Linked DNA regions of Mus musculus: region 1 is linked to region 2. A link is a loop called in an ENCODE intact Hi-C map of the cell type or tissue named here. Cell type or tissue: heart. All regions are shown on one strand.

Region 1 (8,000 bases), 99 kb before region 2:
TTAAGCCTATCTGTGGTCATAGGCTCAGGCAAGCTTCCCCCAGTGAATAGTGCTTTGCGTGTGGAATGGTACAAGCCTGTTCAGCAGCACTGGGACAAATCATAGGTCCAAGGCAGATCTTGTACGCAGACCCGTGGCTCTTCTGCAAATGGGTCATCTTGAGGGGTGTTCTTGGAGACTCCTCGGGTAGTCTAACTGGGGAAAGTTCCACAAGGATTCTCGGGGACATTCAGCAATTTGGGTGTTAGGAAGACATGATGATGACAGTGTCAGAACAGCAGAGGTGGCTGATCACATAAGGTTGTGTTGGTGAACTGCTGATGAAGGACAGTCTATGATCAGGATACATCTGATACTTCAACAGGAAAGCTAGACCTCAAGGAAGGGGAAGGAGTTCGGAGGAAGCCTCCCTCCTACAATGAGAGGACTGACAGGGCATTCAGTTGAGCTTTCACAGAATATCTATTCCTAAAGCCAATGGGGAAATGTAAGACATGGAGATATTTTGGATGCCCCTGAGGATGGTAACTGCTGATCCTCCTGGATTGCTTAATCTTGGAAAGTAGCCCATGCCTCCTTTAAAACCAGTAAATGAGGAACACTCCTCCATTGCTGGTGGGATCGCAAGCTGGTACAACCACTCTGGAAATCAGTCTGGCGGTTCCTCAGAAAATTGAACATACTACTAACTACTGGAAGATCCAGCAATACAACCCCTGGACATATACTTAGAAGAAGCTCCAACTTGTAATAAGGACACATGTTCCACTATGTTCATCTCAGCCTTATTTATAATAGCCAGGAGCTGGAAAGAACCCAGAGGAATGGATACAGAAAATGGTACATTTACACAATGGAGTACTACGCAGCTATTAAAAACAATGAATAAATTCTTAGACAAATGGATGGGTCTGGAGGATATCATCCTAAGTGAGGTAACCCAATCACAAAAGAACACACATGATATGCACTCACTGATAAGTGGATATTAGCCCAGAAACTTAGAATAACCAAGATACAATTTGCAAAACACATGAAACTCAAGAAGGAAGACCTAAGTGTGGATACTTTGATCCTTCTTAGAAGGTGGAACAAAATACCCATGGAAGGAATTACAGAGACAAAGTTCAGAGCAGAGACTGAAGGAATGACCATCCAGAGACCACCCCACCTGAGGATCCATCCCATAAACAACCACCAAACCCAGACACTATTGTCGATGCCTATAAGAGCTTGCTGACAGGAGCATGATAATAGCTGTCTTTTTCTGAGAGGCTCTGCCAGTGCCTGACAGATACAGAAGTGGATGCTCACAGCCATCTACTGGACTGAGCACAGGGTCCCCAATGAAGGAGCTAGAGAAAGGACCCAAGGAGCTGAAGGGGTTTGCAGCCCCCTAGGAGAAACAACAATATGAACTAACCAGCCCCCAGAGCTCCCCGGGACTAAACCACCAACCAAAGAGTACACATGGTGGGACTCATGGGTCCAGCTGTATATGTAACAGAGGATGATGTAGTCAGTCATCAATGGGAGGAGATGCTTTTGGTCCTGTGAAGGTTCAGTGCCCCAGTATAGGGGAATGCCAGGGCCAGGGAGCAGGAGTGGGTGGGTTGGGGAGCAGGGGGACAGGGGAAGGGTTAGGGGATTTTCAGAGGGGAAATTAGGAAAGGGGATAACATTTAAAATGTAAGTAAAGAAAATATCTAATTAAAAATAAAGCTGGGCGTGGTTGCACACGCCTTTAATCCCAGCACTTGCAAGGCAGAGGCAGGCGAATTTCTGAGTTCGAGGCCAGCCTGGTCTACAGAGTGAATTCCAGGACAGCCAGGACTACACAGAGAAACCCTGTCTTGAAAAACCAAAAAGATAATAATAATAATAATAATAATAATAATAATAATAATAATAATAATAATAATAAATTTTTTAAAAAGTAACTCATCCTTGGGAACTGGAGAGGTGGCTCAGTGGTTAAGGACTCTGGCTGCTTTTCCAGAGAATCTGGGACCAATTCCCAGCACCGATATGGCAGTTCACACCTGTCTGTGAGTCCAGATCCAGTGGGTCCCATATCCCTGCAGACATACATGCAGGCTAAACACCAATGCACATTTTAAAAAATTATTTAAAAAGACATTAAAAAGTAGTCCACCTTTCCTATTAAAACCTCACACTTAGAGATTGCTATTACTACCCTATATCCTGAAACAGTAGGAGCCCCCTTGCCCTGCTGGCAGGCATATAACTAGGGTTAAGTCTTAGCAATGCTCAACTAAAGATACACAGTGTAAGAGAATACTAATACACAAGAAGTGTTAGGATTAAGCTGGCATGGTGGCATGCTCCTATAAACCCATCACTTGGAAGGCAGGAGGGAGGACAAGTTCTGGGCTACATAATCTAGGACAGCCCAGCCTTTGAACCTTGAGAGTAAGACTTAGTTTCCCCCACCACCCAATGTTACATTTAGTGTATTCTGCCAAGAACCAATGGGGTACTTCAAAGATGAGAGCATATGATCAAGGAGTATAAAAAAAAAAAAGAATCCTAGCCCGGCATGGTGGCGCAAACCTTTAATCCCAGCACTCGGGAGGCAGAAGCAGGTGGATTTCTGAGTTCGAGGCCAGCCTGGTCTACAAAGTGAGTTCCAGGACAGCCATGGCTACACAGAGAAACCCTGTCTCGAAAAACAAAACAAACAAAAGATTCCTAGTTCCTAGTTGCAGGGATGGGGGAATCGACTGACTTTGGAAAGGGATGTTGAAGAGACACATACTTAATCATAAAGATGCAAAACCCAGAGGAGGAAAAAAGGAAGATAACACTGGACATAATTTTGCTCCCCAAAAGATGATATGCTAATACAAAACAGATTAAGACAAAAACATTTAGAATAGAGGTATTTTATTTTATTTTATTTTATTTTATTACAGTTTACTACAAAGTTGAAATAATAACCTTGTGACTTACTTTCTGTTCCTGTGATAAAGACATCATGCATGACCAAGACAACTTGAAATTAACAGAAGAGTTTATTTGGGGGCTTACATTTTTAGTTTGAGGCCACACCCATCATGGCAGAGAGCATGGCAGCAAGCAAGCATGACATTAAGAGCAGTAGCTAAGGCTTATACACTGATCCACAAGCATGACAGAACTAACTGGGAATGAATGGGCTTTTGAAACCTCAAAGTCCGCCATTAGTTTCACACTTCTGACAAGGCCACACCTCCTAATCCTTCCCAAACAGTTGTACCTACTGGGGAATAAATACTCAAATATGAGCCTATCTATTAGGGCCATTCTTACACAAACCATCACACCTTGTATACACCTACTTAAAATAGCCTTAGAGTATATAAAGGGAGGGGCCAAGATAGTTCAGTGGGTAAAAGCACTCGCCTCAAGCTTGATGACATGAGTTTGATCCCTGGAAAGCACAATAGATGAAGACATTCAACTTCTGAAGGCTATCCCCTAGCCACCATAAAACATTCACAGCATGGCAACACACGCGCGCACGTGCACACATACATCCCACCCCATACAGACACCTGAAATGCACAATAGAGGAAGACATTTAGCAATCATAGCACAACACGGAAAGAAATTAAGGTTTGAACAACAAAGGCTTGATATAAACTTTAAGTAAAGGCTTTAGTTTTTGTATTTGATAAAAGAAAAACCTGTATTTTCTAAAAAAAAAAAAAGGGGGAGATGGATGGATGGATGGTCTGTAACAAGGAAACTTGGGTAAATAAAACAGACACTAAAACTGATTTTAAGGTTAGAAAGGTAGGTGTAATTTGGGAAAGCGCCAGTAGGGGGAGAGAGATCCCCAAAGCTGCATTTAACCCAGTAGATTGGAGGGCTTTTTGTCTGTAAAACTAGTGTAAAACAACTAGATTCATTCTAAGGATGAACAAATTCAAGACTGGAGAAGTTATGCCATTTGATCAGAGTTTCACAGTGTCAGTCATAACTCAGGTCCCTCTCTTCATTCTTTCATAAGCCATGAAGAATGAAAAGGGAACTATCTAGGCTTTCAATGTTACATTTTACTATATTTTACATTTTTTTTTTTCTGAATGGCACATGGATTGATGGAGCCTAAGTTTAAAACAGTTCTAATGTTTTTTAATGGTGATCAGTAGCTACAAGGGGATGAAATGGAGGCAGAAAGGTCAGGTATTCCAGAGCATCCTCAGAAACACAATGAACTCCCTGCCAGCTGGCCTATATGAAACCAAAACCAAAAGGAATGAGTGTACTGCTTGTCTGTAATCCCAGAATTAGGAAGGACTTGGAAACGAGGATCAGAAATTCAAGGCCATGCTCAGCTTCATAGGGAGTTTGAAACTAGCCTGGGCTCTAGGAGACCCTGGCTAGCTCCCCACCCCTACCTCCCAAAAGAAAAAAAACATGCTTAGTATGCACTGTGTAACTCTGATCAAATGGCATGTTGTCAACTGGGGCTCAATATCCATCACCACATGAATTCATCATGAAGTCACATACCTACAAATTGAGCACTCCCTTTGGCTGGAAGAGGGCATCAGGTCTCCCAGAATTGGAGTTACAAACAGTTGTGACCCACCATGTGGATGCTGAAAATTAAACCTGGGTCCTCTGGAAGAACAGCCTGTGCTCTTAATCACTGAGCCATCTCTTCAGCCCATAGACTTAGAAGAGTTATGGGATGAACAAATCAGGGTGTCTGAACTGTGAAAAAAGGTGACAGAGATGAGAGGATCAAGAAATCTGTTGTCAGCTGGGCGTGGTGGCACACACCTTTAATCCCAGCACTCACGAGGCAGAGGCAGGCAGATTTCTGAGTTTGAGGCCAGCCTGGTCTACAGAGTGAGTTCCAGGACAGCCAGGGCTACACAGAGAATCCCTGTCTCGAAAAAACAAAAAACAAAAAACAAAACAAAAAAGAGTAATCTGTTTTCTGGGGGCTGGCGAGATGGCTCAGCAGGTAAGAGCACTGACTGCTCTTCCAAAGGTCCTGAGTTCAATTCTCAGCAACTACATGGTGGCTCACAACTACCCATAATGAGATCTGACGCGCTCTTCTGGTGTGTCTGAAGACAGCTACAGTGTACTTATGTATAATAAAAAAATTTTTTTTTAAATTGTAAAAAAAAATGAAAGAAAGAAAGAAAGAAAGGAAGGAAGGAAGGAAGGAAGGAAGGAAGGAAGAAAGAAAGAAAGAAAGAAAGAAAGAAAGAAAGAAAGAAAGAAAGAAAGAAAGAAAGAAAGAAATCTGTTGCCTGTGCATGTGTGAACTCTGTTGATGGTTCATTATAGTGTGCATATCTGACAATTGTAGCATTAGCATAATCTGAGGTAGGAAGTCTGTGCGACAACACTGCAGATCCAGGTAAGGGAGTCCTGGGGTTTAGTGAGTTGGAGCCACACAGGGCTCTCTTCAAATCCCTAAAGAAAATCAGCTTTAAACAGCCATAGTATAAAGAGAATCTCTTATACACTGTATAAAGCAGTTACCTGTCAATAAAGAAACCTATGCCCAAATGAGCCATAGCAAGAAGTAGAAGGTGAGACATCTGGGAGAAAGAGAAAATTCTGAAAAATAAAATCAAGGTATTTGTCTCAGAACTTTGAGGAAGACAGTTGCATGAACTCTGAATAGAGGTAATAAGACATATGGCACACTTAGAATAGAATAAACTGGTAATTGAATTATGAGCTAGTTGAAGAATAAGCCACACTATTGGCCTAGGCATTTTTAAAAGATTTATTGCTGGGCAATGGTGGCACACACCTTAATCCCAGCACTTGGGAGGCAGAGGCAGGCAGATTTCTGAGTTCGAGCTCAGCCAGGTCTAGAGAGTGAGTTCCAGGTCAGCCAGGGCTACACAGAGAAGCCCTGTCTCAGAAAACCAAAAAAAAAAAAAAAAAGAAAAGAAAAAGATTTTTAAATTTAATTTTATGTATATGAGTACACTGTAGCTGTACAGATGGTTGTGAGCCTTCATGTGGTTGCCGGGAATTGGATTTTTAGGACCTCTGCTTGCTCCAGTCAACCCTACTTGCTCCAGCCCAAAGGTTTATTTATTATTATACATACATAAGTATACTGTAGCTGTCTTCAGACACACTAGAAGAGGGAGTCAGATCTCATTACAGGTGGTTGTAAGCCACCATGTGGTTGCTGGGATTTGAACTCAGGACCTCTGGAAGGGCAGTTGGTGCTCTTACATCAGCCGGGCATGGTTGCTCAAACCTAAAAGCCCAGTACCTGGAAGCTAAGTCAGGAGAACTGCTGAGAGTCTGAGGTTAGCCTAGGCTGCATAATGAGTTTGAAACAACCCTATATAATGAGACTTGGCCTTAAGATGAAAAATGAAACAAACAAATAAAATCCCCTGTCTTGGTTAGGTTTACTGATGTGATGAAACACCATGAGCAAAAACATGCTGGAAAGGAAAGGGTTTATTTGGCTTACACTTCCACATCATAGTCCATCAGTGAAGGAAGTCAGGGGCAGTAATTCAAGCAGGGCCCGAACCTGGAGACAGAGCTGATACAGAGGCCGTGGAGGGGTTCTGCTTACTGGCTTGCTACCCATGGCTTGTGCAGCCTGCTTTCTTGTAGAATCAACGACCATAAATTCAGGGGTGGCACCACCCACAATGAGCTAGGGTTCCCACATCAATCGCCAAATGCCCTACAGGCTTTCCACGGCCTGATCTTCTGAAGGTCTTTTCTCAGTTGAGGTTCCCATCTCTCAGATGACCTATGTCAAGTTTACACCCTGCAAACTAAAGTAATGCTAATGTGCATCTAGAGTCAGGGAAGGAGGGTAGATAGGGGGAGAGAAAGATGAAGCCAAGACAAAGGTTTCTGATCAAGTCTCAAGTATTCTAACTGCGAAGCTCTCTCTCCAGCCCAATGTAGGCCATTTTTTTTAGAAAGATTTACTTATTTAATATTATGTCTGTGACTATTTACCCCATCTGCATATCTATGTACCATGTGCATGCCTGGTGTCCTGAGAGTTCAGAATAGGGCATTAGATACCTGGAACTTGAGTTACAGACAGTTATGAACTGCGATATGGGTACTAGAAATTGAGTCCAGGTTCCCCACTAGAGCAGTAAGTGCTGTTATCTGTGGGAAAACTCTGCTAATTAAGGTCAAGGTCTGCCATTGACTGGATAGCCTCTGAGTTCCGTGCAATATGGAGGACTCCCTTCATTGGCAGGGCGTCTCCTTCTCTGACCTTGTCTGGGGAATTCAAAACCCTCACAGATGCCTCTCCCTAAGGAAGATCACATTCATTCAGCTAGCACCTGAGATTCGAGCAATGTCTCCCCATGCTAATGAGGCATTTTGGTACTCTCATCCTTCAGCCAATGACCTTTGCCCGTCTTGAATGTTCCTACCCCCAGTTTCACAAATTATATCAGCCTTATAGCACCTCAAGTAAGGTGCATCTGTCTCTCTGCAGCTGGTCCTGGTGTGATCATTCTCATGGCTTCCAATCCCCAGCCCCTCCCTCCACCCCAGTTTGTCATCTCTGCTCCCTTTGCCCTCATTGACCATATCATCCGATGGTGTCTGAGGACAGGGAAAGTCACATTACCTACTGAGTTCTCTGTCTTTCCAGCCCTTAGGCTTAGGCCTTCTTTAAAAATTTTCATTACATTGATGTCAGAAGGTACCTAGGAAAGACTAAGGCATGCAAATGAGTTTTCTGGAGATGGCCCAACGTTTTTGCACAGCTTACAATGGGTGAGCTCTGAGATGTGAGATGACCAGTGACTTCATAGCAGGATTGCTTCTTGCTGCTGATATGCCTTTCCTGTCACTATTACACAGCCTCATGATTCCTGGGCATCAGCCCACCCTATTGGGTAAATTTTCAGCTGAGCAACATGAAGATGTACTCTCATGCAATAATGCTGTATAGATCAATTGATAATTTCACAATTCCTGATAAGGATTTTATAGAACTCTTAAATTAATACAAG
Region 2 (8,000 bases):
ATTCTGGGCACAGAGTGAGTGAGACCTTGCCTCAAAAACAAAAAACAGGGCAGATAAGATGTAAAGGGGTTTGCTGCCAGAGGGGTTTGTGGACCTGAGTTTGATCCCTAGAGTCCACTTGGTGGAAGGATTCCTGCAAGTTGTCCTCTTATCTCCACACATATGCACACAGTACACAGACAATAAAAAAATGAGAGTTTAAAGAAAATCAGCCTAACAATACTCTTTCGGTAAATATCCCAAACTTAAGTTTTACCTTGGGTGTGTGAATTCCCATACTTGTTTATGTAATCCAGACTAGCCTTAAATTGGAGGCAATCCTCCTGCCTCTGTTTCCAAAGTGCCTCAGCTAGTGGTGAGTGAGTGCTCATTTATTTTAAAGTCCCCAATACATAGGATGTTCCACGCTAAACCTAATGGCAGCACCGTCCATCAGTCAAAGGCAACAAGGTCTAAAATCTGAAGCTGGCTAAGAATCTAAACAACCATCTTCTGAAGTCCTCCCTTAGCCCAGGCTAGCCTTTTCACGTGGTGGACCTGCTGTGAGGCGGACTCACAGACTACAAAGCCAAGCGCCTTTCCACCACTACAATACCATCTTCAGAGGCTGAGGAAAGAGCATCAGGCATCCAGGCTAAACAGAGAGTTTGAAGCAGGAAGTCTGCAAAAGATCCTGTCTCAAACAAATAAACAAAAAGCAAGGAAGGAATATAGAAAGGAAAAAAAAATAATAATGAGCTGTGGCAGTTAAGAGACGCTATAGCTCCTGCAGAGGACCGGAGTTCAGTTCTGAGCATCCAAAGCAGGTGGTCACAACTGATTCTAGTCACAGGGGGCTTCTGGGCACTCACATGCCCATACCCACATTCCAAAACATAATCTAAAACAAAGTAAAAAAAAAAAAAAAAACCTTTAAGAATAGGCAGAAGCCAGAAACAAAACAACCAACTGAGCTGGATACAGTGGCACTCCCAGCACTTGGGAAGCATGAAGAGGTTTGCTATGAATTCAAGAGTGGTGTCTCAAACCGCAAATATTAATAATAACAAGAAATTCAATAAAAATATGTAAAATGGGGTTGCAAGGATGTCTCAGAGGTTAAAAGCACATACTGTTCTTTCAGGCTCACTTCTGCCTGTAGCTGCAGGTCCAAGAGACTAGTTGCTTATGGTCTCGGTGGGTATCTGCACTCAACGTGTACATCTCAACCCACACACAAATACACATCACTAAAACTAAATTTTCTTTAAAACCCACACCAAATAAATGTAGAATGTTACAGTTTCAAATATCGACTTGAGAAAGTGTCTTCAGTTATTAAGACATCCAATGACTGGAATATAGTTTGGTTGTTGAAAGGCTTGCCTTGCACAAGTTCCCGAGCGCCGCCAAAACTCAAACAAAACAGCATGTTTATAAAGCATTCATAAAACCTTACACAGTGCAATTCTAACACACGTTAGACTGTGTTACCGTAACTCTAAACAAAATAACTTCACTTTTTTTTAATGCTATCAACTTGCTGAATGTTTGGGTGAACGAATACATTGTTCAATGAAAAAAAAAAAATCCAGCGATGAGTTTAGCTTCGATTTCTGTTCCCCCAGAAAGCATAGCGGGGGCGGGGGCGGTATTCAAGTATTCTGCATAAACTCACTGCCATTAATTAACCCCAGTTACAGAGGAGCAAAGGCAGGAGGAGAGGAACAAAACCCGAAAAGGGTGGGGGGTGGGGGGGAGAACCCACAGAAAGGTGGCTCGTCCTATCCAAGGAGAACTAATTAAAGCAGATTAATGGAGTAGGGCCATGTAGGGCTGGGAAACCAGTTTCCTGCCTTAATCTGGTGGTCTGAGAGAAAATTCGGTGGCGCTGGAAGCCAAAGATCAGCTACCGAGGAAAAGCAGCCTGGGCCGCAGTCGACTCGCTCAAATACCCTTGAGGGACCAGAGTCGCAAGGTTCCAACTCCGATCACCACCGGACACGCGTGAGGCAACGGGGGCCCTGTTTGCAGTCGGCTCCGGGGCAGCCTCGCAGAAGAACCCCCTCTTGCAGGCAGAGACTAGGAGCTGGCGGGGCAACGCCGGGCGAGCACCCGGGGCCAGGCCACTCGCACCCGCCGGGAAGGGTCGGGAAATCTGGGAACTAAGTGGCCGGCCGGGCGGGGACACCGCGAAGGCAGCCGGGGAACAGGCGCCAAGCTGCCGGGCTCGTTTATGGGGGGGAAGGAAAGAGTATCGGGGCGCGATCCGAAATGCACCCTCTGACTTCAATCCATCCCCCGCCTGGCGGAGACCGCCCGCCTCTCGCCAGGCTCCCCCGAGGCCCACAACACAGCCCTCCCGGAGCCCCGAGTCCCCCACTCACCCAGCTCCTCCGCCTGCAACCGGAGCGGAGCACACACGGCGAACAGCAGCGCCAGGACACTCGGCCCACCAGCCCCGGTCCCCATGGTCCCGCCGGACTCCAGACCCGCAGGATCGGCCTCCCGGCCCGGCTCTACACTGCCGCTGCCCGCCTAGGGCAGCCTCCTTCGCGGCCCGGCCCGGCGCGGCGCGGGCACACGGCACAGATCCCTCTGGGCGGCCCGCGCCCGCGAGAGGGCGTGTCCTCCCCGCCCTGCCCCGCCCCGCCCCGCCCCCTCCCCGGGGTGATCAGCCGCACCACCGGTCTCCCAAGGGGGGCGCCCAGTTTCCCCCTCACCCCACCCCGCCCCCGCGCCACCTGCCCGGATTCACTAGAAAATGAAAATCAAAAATTCACCTGGCACGCAGGCTCGCCAGAGCCCGGGGGTTCACCGAGACTCCGCCCCTCTGGCAGTTTGTCAGCTCTACCCTAGAGCTGGTCTGCCAAGGCTATGCAAGGCATCTGAAATCTGATGGGATGATGGCAGTTCAAGTCCATTCATTCATTCATTCATTCATTCTCTCTCTCTCTCCATCTCTCTCTCTCTCTCTCTTCATTCATTCCGTTGTTTAACTCAACTTTCTACGCGGCTGGGTGCTTAAATTCACTCGGCATTTGCAGAGCTTAGAAATAATCGCTCACTACAAACTGCAGTCTGTAACATGGACAGTATATTTGGAGCACATTTGGAGAGATCTAATTGGATGGTGAAAAGGCAGCTGGGAGCAAAGCGAGAGTAAAAGACAGAGAGCTGAGTTCGTGCCCAGGTTGTTCAGAGGATTAAAGGGCGGGAAGGGGCCAGTTGGAGCTGAAGCTCAGTAGACAGGTGGGTGCCTGGCCAGATGTGGGAAAAGACGTGCAGAGTAGGACCAGTAAGAGATATGTAAACTGCAGAGTCCCCAGAGCAGTCTGGAAAACTTCAGACTGAGCAATGTTTGAGGCGCTCTCTGAGGTGGTGGGAAAGTCTTGAGATTAGGTTCGATGGACCGCGGAGGAGTTTAGAGCCCATTACTGGGTCGTTCAATTGGAGTCCTGGTCGTCAAATTGAACAGAGAAACGGTTAATACTCGTTTTAAGGACTGTCACCTTTAGGTCCCCCCCGTGACTTTCCTCTGCGTGGCCACAACCTTAGCTCTAACTCACACACCACCTCGTGGCCTCTGGGAATTATTACATCTAGAGTGCGTCGGGGTGGGGTGGTCTCGGCAGCTGAGGAAGATCAGACCCTCCAAGGCCAAGTGACCTTTGGAATTTTCTCCAACTCCAAGCCTAAGCTGACAGGTAGGATAACTTTTTGCCTTAAAAATGTTTTGTTGTTTTGAGATTGAGGTTTATCGTCTGTGTTCTGAGGGCTTCTCTTGTCTTCCTGGCTGGTATTGAGTAGTTTGCTAAGTAGCCGGAGGCTGACCTTGGAACTCCTGAACCTTCTTCCCCCACCTCTGAGATAGGGGAATACAGGCAGGCCTTCATATCCTGCCTGGTTTACACTTTAACTTTTGAGATTCCAAGTGTGATTTGGCAGTGGACTTTGCACCTTCCTTTATGGCAACCTCAGAGGAAAGACTTACAGCTTTCCAACTGAGCCTTTCTTAGATCTGAGTGTAGAGCCAGTCTCTGACTGGGACACATTCGCTTGCCTTCATGTTAACTCTTCCCCAGTTGTCATAGAGAGGAAATAAATATGTATATGTCCTGGCTGGTTTTGTGTCAACTTGACACAGCTGGAGTTATCACAGAGAAAGGAGCTTCAGTTGAGGAAATGCCTCCATGAGATCCAACTGGAAGGCATCTTCTCAATTAGTGATCAAGGGGGAAAGGCCCCTTGTGGGTGGGACCATCTCTGGGCTGGTAGTCTTGGCTTCCATAAGAAAGCAGGCTGAGCAAGCCAGGAGAAACAAGCAAGCCAGCAAAGAACATCCCTCCATGGCCTCTGCATCAGCTCCTGCTTCCTGACCTGCTTGAGTTCCAGTCCTGACTTCTTTCAGTGATGAACAGCAGTATGGAAGTGTAAGCCGAATAAACCCTTTCCTCCCCCAACTTGCTTCTTGGTCATGATGTTTGTGCAGGAATAGAAACCCTGACTAAGACAGTATATAAAGATCGGGAGTGTAAAGGATGTACTTAAACAGTAGGCTTATCTTCAAATCAAAAGTAAATATACTTTTATGAAAATACTGAGTATCTTCATACACACCGTAAAAATTTACCTCAATAAGGAAACATTTGCTAGCTTCACCTTCTTTTCTTTCAAAAAATATTTTTTTTATTTTTTATTTTTTTATTTGGGACAGAACCTAACTATGCAGCTCTGGCTGCCCTGGAACTTACAGATATCCACCTGCCTCTGTTTTCCAGGTGCTAAGATTAATTTGGCTACCAAAACCGACGGTTTTTTTTTTTTCTTTTTTGTTCATTTTTTATCTTTTTAAATATTTTTACTAGGTATTTTCCTCATTTACATTTCCAATGCTATCCCAATATCCCAAAAGTCCCCCATACCCTCCCCCTCACTCCCCTACCCACCTACTCCCACTTTTTGGCCCTGGCGTTCCCCTGTACTAGGGCATATAAAGTTTGCATGACCAATGGGCCTCTCTTTCCAGTGATGGCCGACTAGGCTATCTTTTGATACATATGCAGCTAGAGACAAGAGCTCCGGGGTACTGGTTAGTTCATATTGTTGTTCCACCTATAGGGTTGCAGTTCCCTTTAGCTCCTTGGGTATTCTCTAGCTCCTCCATTGGGGGCCCTGTGATCCATAGCTGACTGTGAGCATCCACTCCTGTGTTTGCTAGGCCCCGGCATAGTCTCACAAGAGACAGCCATATCTGGGTCCTTTCAGCAAAATCTTGCTAGTGTATGCAATGGTGTCAATGTTGGAGGCTGATTATGGGATGGATTCCTGGATATGGCAGTCTCTAGATGGTCCATCCTTTTGTCTCAGCTCCAAACTTTGTCTCTGTAACTCCTTCGATGGGTGATTGTTTCAAATTCTAAGAAGGGGCAAAGTGTCCACACTTTGGTCTTCCTTCTTGAGTTTCATGTATTTCAAAAATTGTATCTTATATCTTGGATATTCTAAGTTTCTGGGCTAATATCCACTTATCAGTGAGAACATATCATTTGAGTTCTTTTGTGATTAGGTTACCTCACTCAGGATGATGCCCTCCAGGTCCAACCATTTGCCTAGGAATTTCATAAATTCATTCTTTTTAATAGCTGAGTAGTACTCCATTGTGTAAATGTACCACATTTTCTGTATCCATTCCTCTGTTGAGGGGCATCTGGGTTCTTTCCAGCTTCTGGCTATTATAAATAAGGCTGCTATGAACATAGTGGATCATGTGTCTTTCTTACCGGTTGGAACATTTTCTGGATATATGCCCAGGAGAGGTATTGCAGGATCCTCTGGTAGTACTATGTCCAATTTTCTAAGGAACCACCAGACTGATTTCCAGAGTGATTGTTACAAGCTTGCAATCCCACCAACAATGGAGGAGTCCAAAACAGACTTTTAATTAAAATTTTTAAATCACATTTTTATCTGTTGTGTGTGTCTGTGTGGGTCCACACACGTGGAAGAGAGTGGAAGAGAGGGATGTTTGTAAGAGTTCCTTCTGTCTTTCCACTTTGCAGGACCCTAGGCTTGAACTCGGGTTAGTCTTGCTTGACAGCTGAGCCGTCCCTCTGTCCAATGTCCTTCTCTTAAGTTCATTTCTAAGAAAGTGAATTTGGACAACTCCTGGCTGCCTCTAGCAAGTTTAGCTCTGAGAGCCATGAACGACGACAAGCAAAGATGACCAGGAGCATTGTTGACCACTGAGGAATCCATTGAGTCATGGGAGCCCTGGTGACCTCTTTCATCTCAGTCGATACTTTGATAGGAATAGTTTTATCTTTCTATATTGAAATCCTCAGCCAGATACAGGAAAAGATTGAGAATCTGGAGGCGGGGAGGACCCACGGTCTTCCATTATACCATCCTTTTCTCAAACATGAAGAAAGATTTCTCTACAAAAAACCCCCACAAAGGTCAGTAGGTAAAGATGCGGCAGGACCAAAGTTGAACTACTGGAACCCACATAATGGAAGGAGAGCCAACTCCCACAAGCTAAGAGAAAAAACAGTAGCCATAAGTAGGATACAGGCTTGGGACTCCAACATTCTAGGAGATGAGGTAGGACTTCACTGACAGCCTGGGCTATAGAGTGATGATATGCCTCTGAGAAAAAGCAGGCAAAGCTAGGCGAGGTGACACATGTTTGCAGTCCCAGCAATTAAGATGCACAAAGGCAAACTCATGCCAGAAAATGAAAATAAATCCTTCTGAATGCATTTTTATTTTTAACGGAACCTCACAAGGCAATGCATAGCTGAAAACAAAAACAAATAAACAAATAAACCTCTTTCATACAATAGAAATAACTTTGAGTATTAAGTGCATAATCTGATCTCAACATTGACCATGCCAGGACAGGGAGGAATGACCCAGACTTAGCTCAGCAGGATGGGCTACCAAATGTAAATGTATAAAAACTATTATATTTTCCTATATAATGACACAAAGAAGCATTGCTAAACTAATATATCAAGCCACAAATTCTTACATCAAGCGAATGTGCCTGTTTTAATCTTAAGATTTCACCTAGTGGGCTGGAGAGGTGGCTCAGTGGTTAAGAGGACTGACTGTTCTTCTGAAGGCCCTGAGTTCAAATCCCAGCAACCACATGGTGGTTCACAACCATCCATAATGAGATCTGTCATCCTCTGCTGGAGCGTCTGAAGACAGCTATAGTGTACTTACATATAATAAAATAAATAAATCTTAAATTTCTATTCATCTTAAAAAAAGATTTCATCTCGCTTTTTTTAAAGATTTATTTTATTTATATGAAAACACTGTAGCTGTCTTCAGACACCAGAAGAGAGCATCAGATCCCATTACAGATGTTTGTGAGCTGCCATGTGGTTGCTGGGAATTGAACTCAGGACCTTTGGAAGCACAGCCAGTGCTCTTAACCGCTGAGCCATCTCTCTAGCCCTCCCCTAGATTAAAAAAAAAGATTTTGGATTATTTATTTTTATTTTCTGTGTATGAGCCTTTTGTGTTCATGTATACATGTATGTACAGTGTGTGCAAGCCTGATGCCTAAGGATGGCCATAAGAGTGGTCAGATCCTCTGGAACTGGAGTTCCAATAGCTGTGAGTTGCCATGTGGTTGCTGGGATTTGAACTCAGGGCCTTCAGAAGAACAGTCAGTGCTCTTAACCGCTGAGCTCATGTGCTCATGTGCTCTGAATTGGGGTCTTCTGTAAGAGCAGCATGTGCTCTTAACCATCACCCCTTCTCTCCAGACTTTTGACTTTTTGCTGTTGTTCTCCTAGACAGAGTTTCTCTCTGTAGCCCTGGCTGTCCTGGGACTTACTCTGTTGATCAGGCTGATCTCAAATTCAGAGATCTACCTGCCGGTCTCTGCCTCCCAAGTGCTGGAATTAAAAGATGCACCACCATATCTGGTTTCATTTTGACTTTGTTTTTTAAATCTAAGGTATTATAACCCAACTAAGTTTCTCTAAGGGAAACACTATTCACCT

What was found. Peaks named below come from ENCODE experiments on the same cell type or tissue, not always from the same donor. Only the 100,000 strongest peaks of a DNase experiment are listed, where the experiment ranks them.
Region 1: a loop joins it to region 2, with 7 times the contacts of the local background. A loop is called at or near these places in 24 of 42 quality-filtered maps.

What each region holds. Positions count from the first base shown.
Region 1 is chr10:52,327,051-52,335,050 of GRCm38, reverse strand. No RefSeq gene overlaps it. Among named protein-coding and RNA genes, the nearest start is that of Gopc, 51 kb to the left of the region's middle. In heart, a CTCF peak has its summit at 3,827 (motif pointing right); no DNase peak of the experiment used is centred here.
Region 2 is chr10:52,228,202-52,236,201 of GRCm38, reverse strand. It overlaps Dcbld1 (discoidin, CUB and LCCL domain containing 1), which reads right to left and starts at 2,583. Exons shown (of 11, transcript NM_025705.4): 1 at 2,367-2,583. The coding sequence starts at 2,451. In heart, CTCF peaks have their summits at 2,503 and 3,558; DNase peaks (open chromatin) are centred at 2,051, 2,681 and 3,531; H3K4me3 peaks cover 2,700 bases; H3K27ac peaks cover 1,388 bases.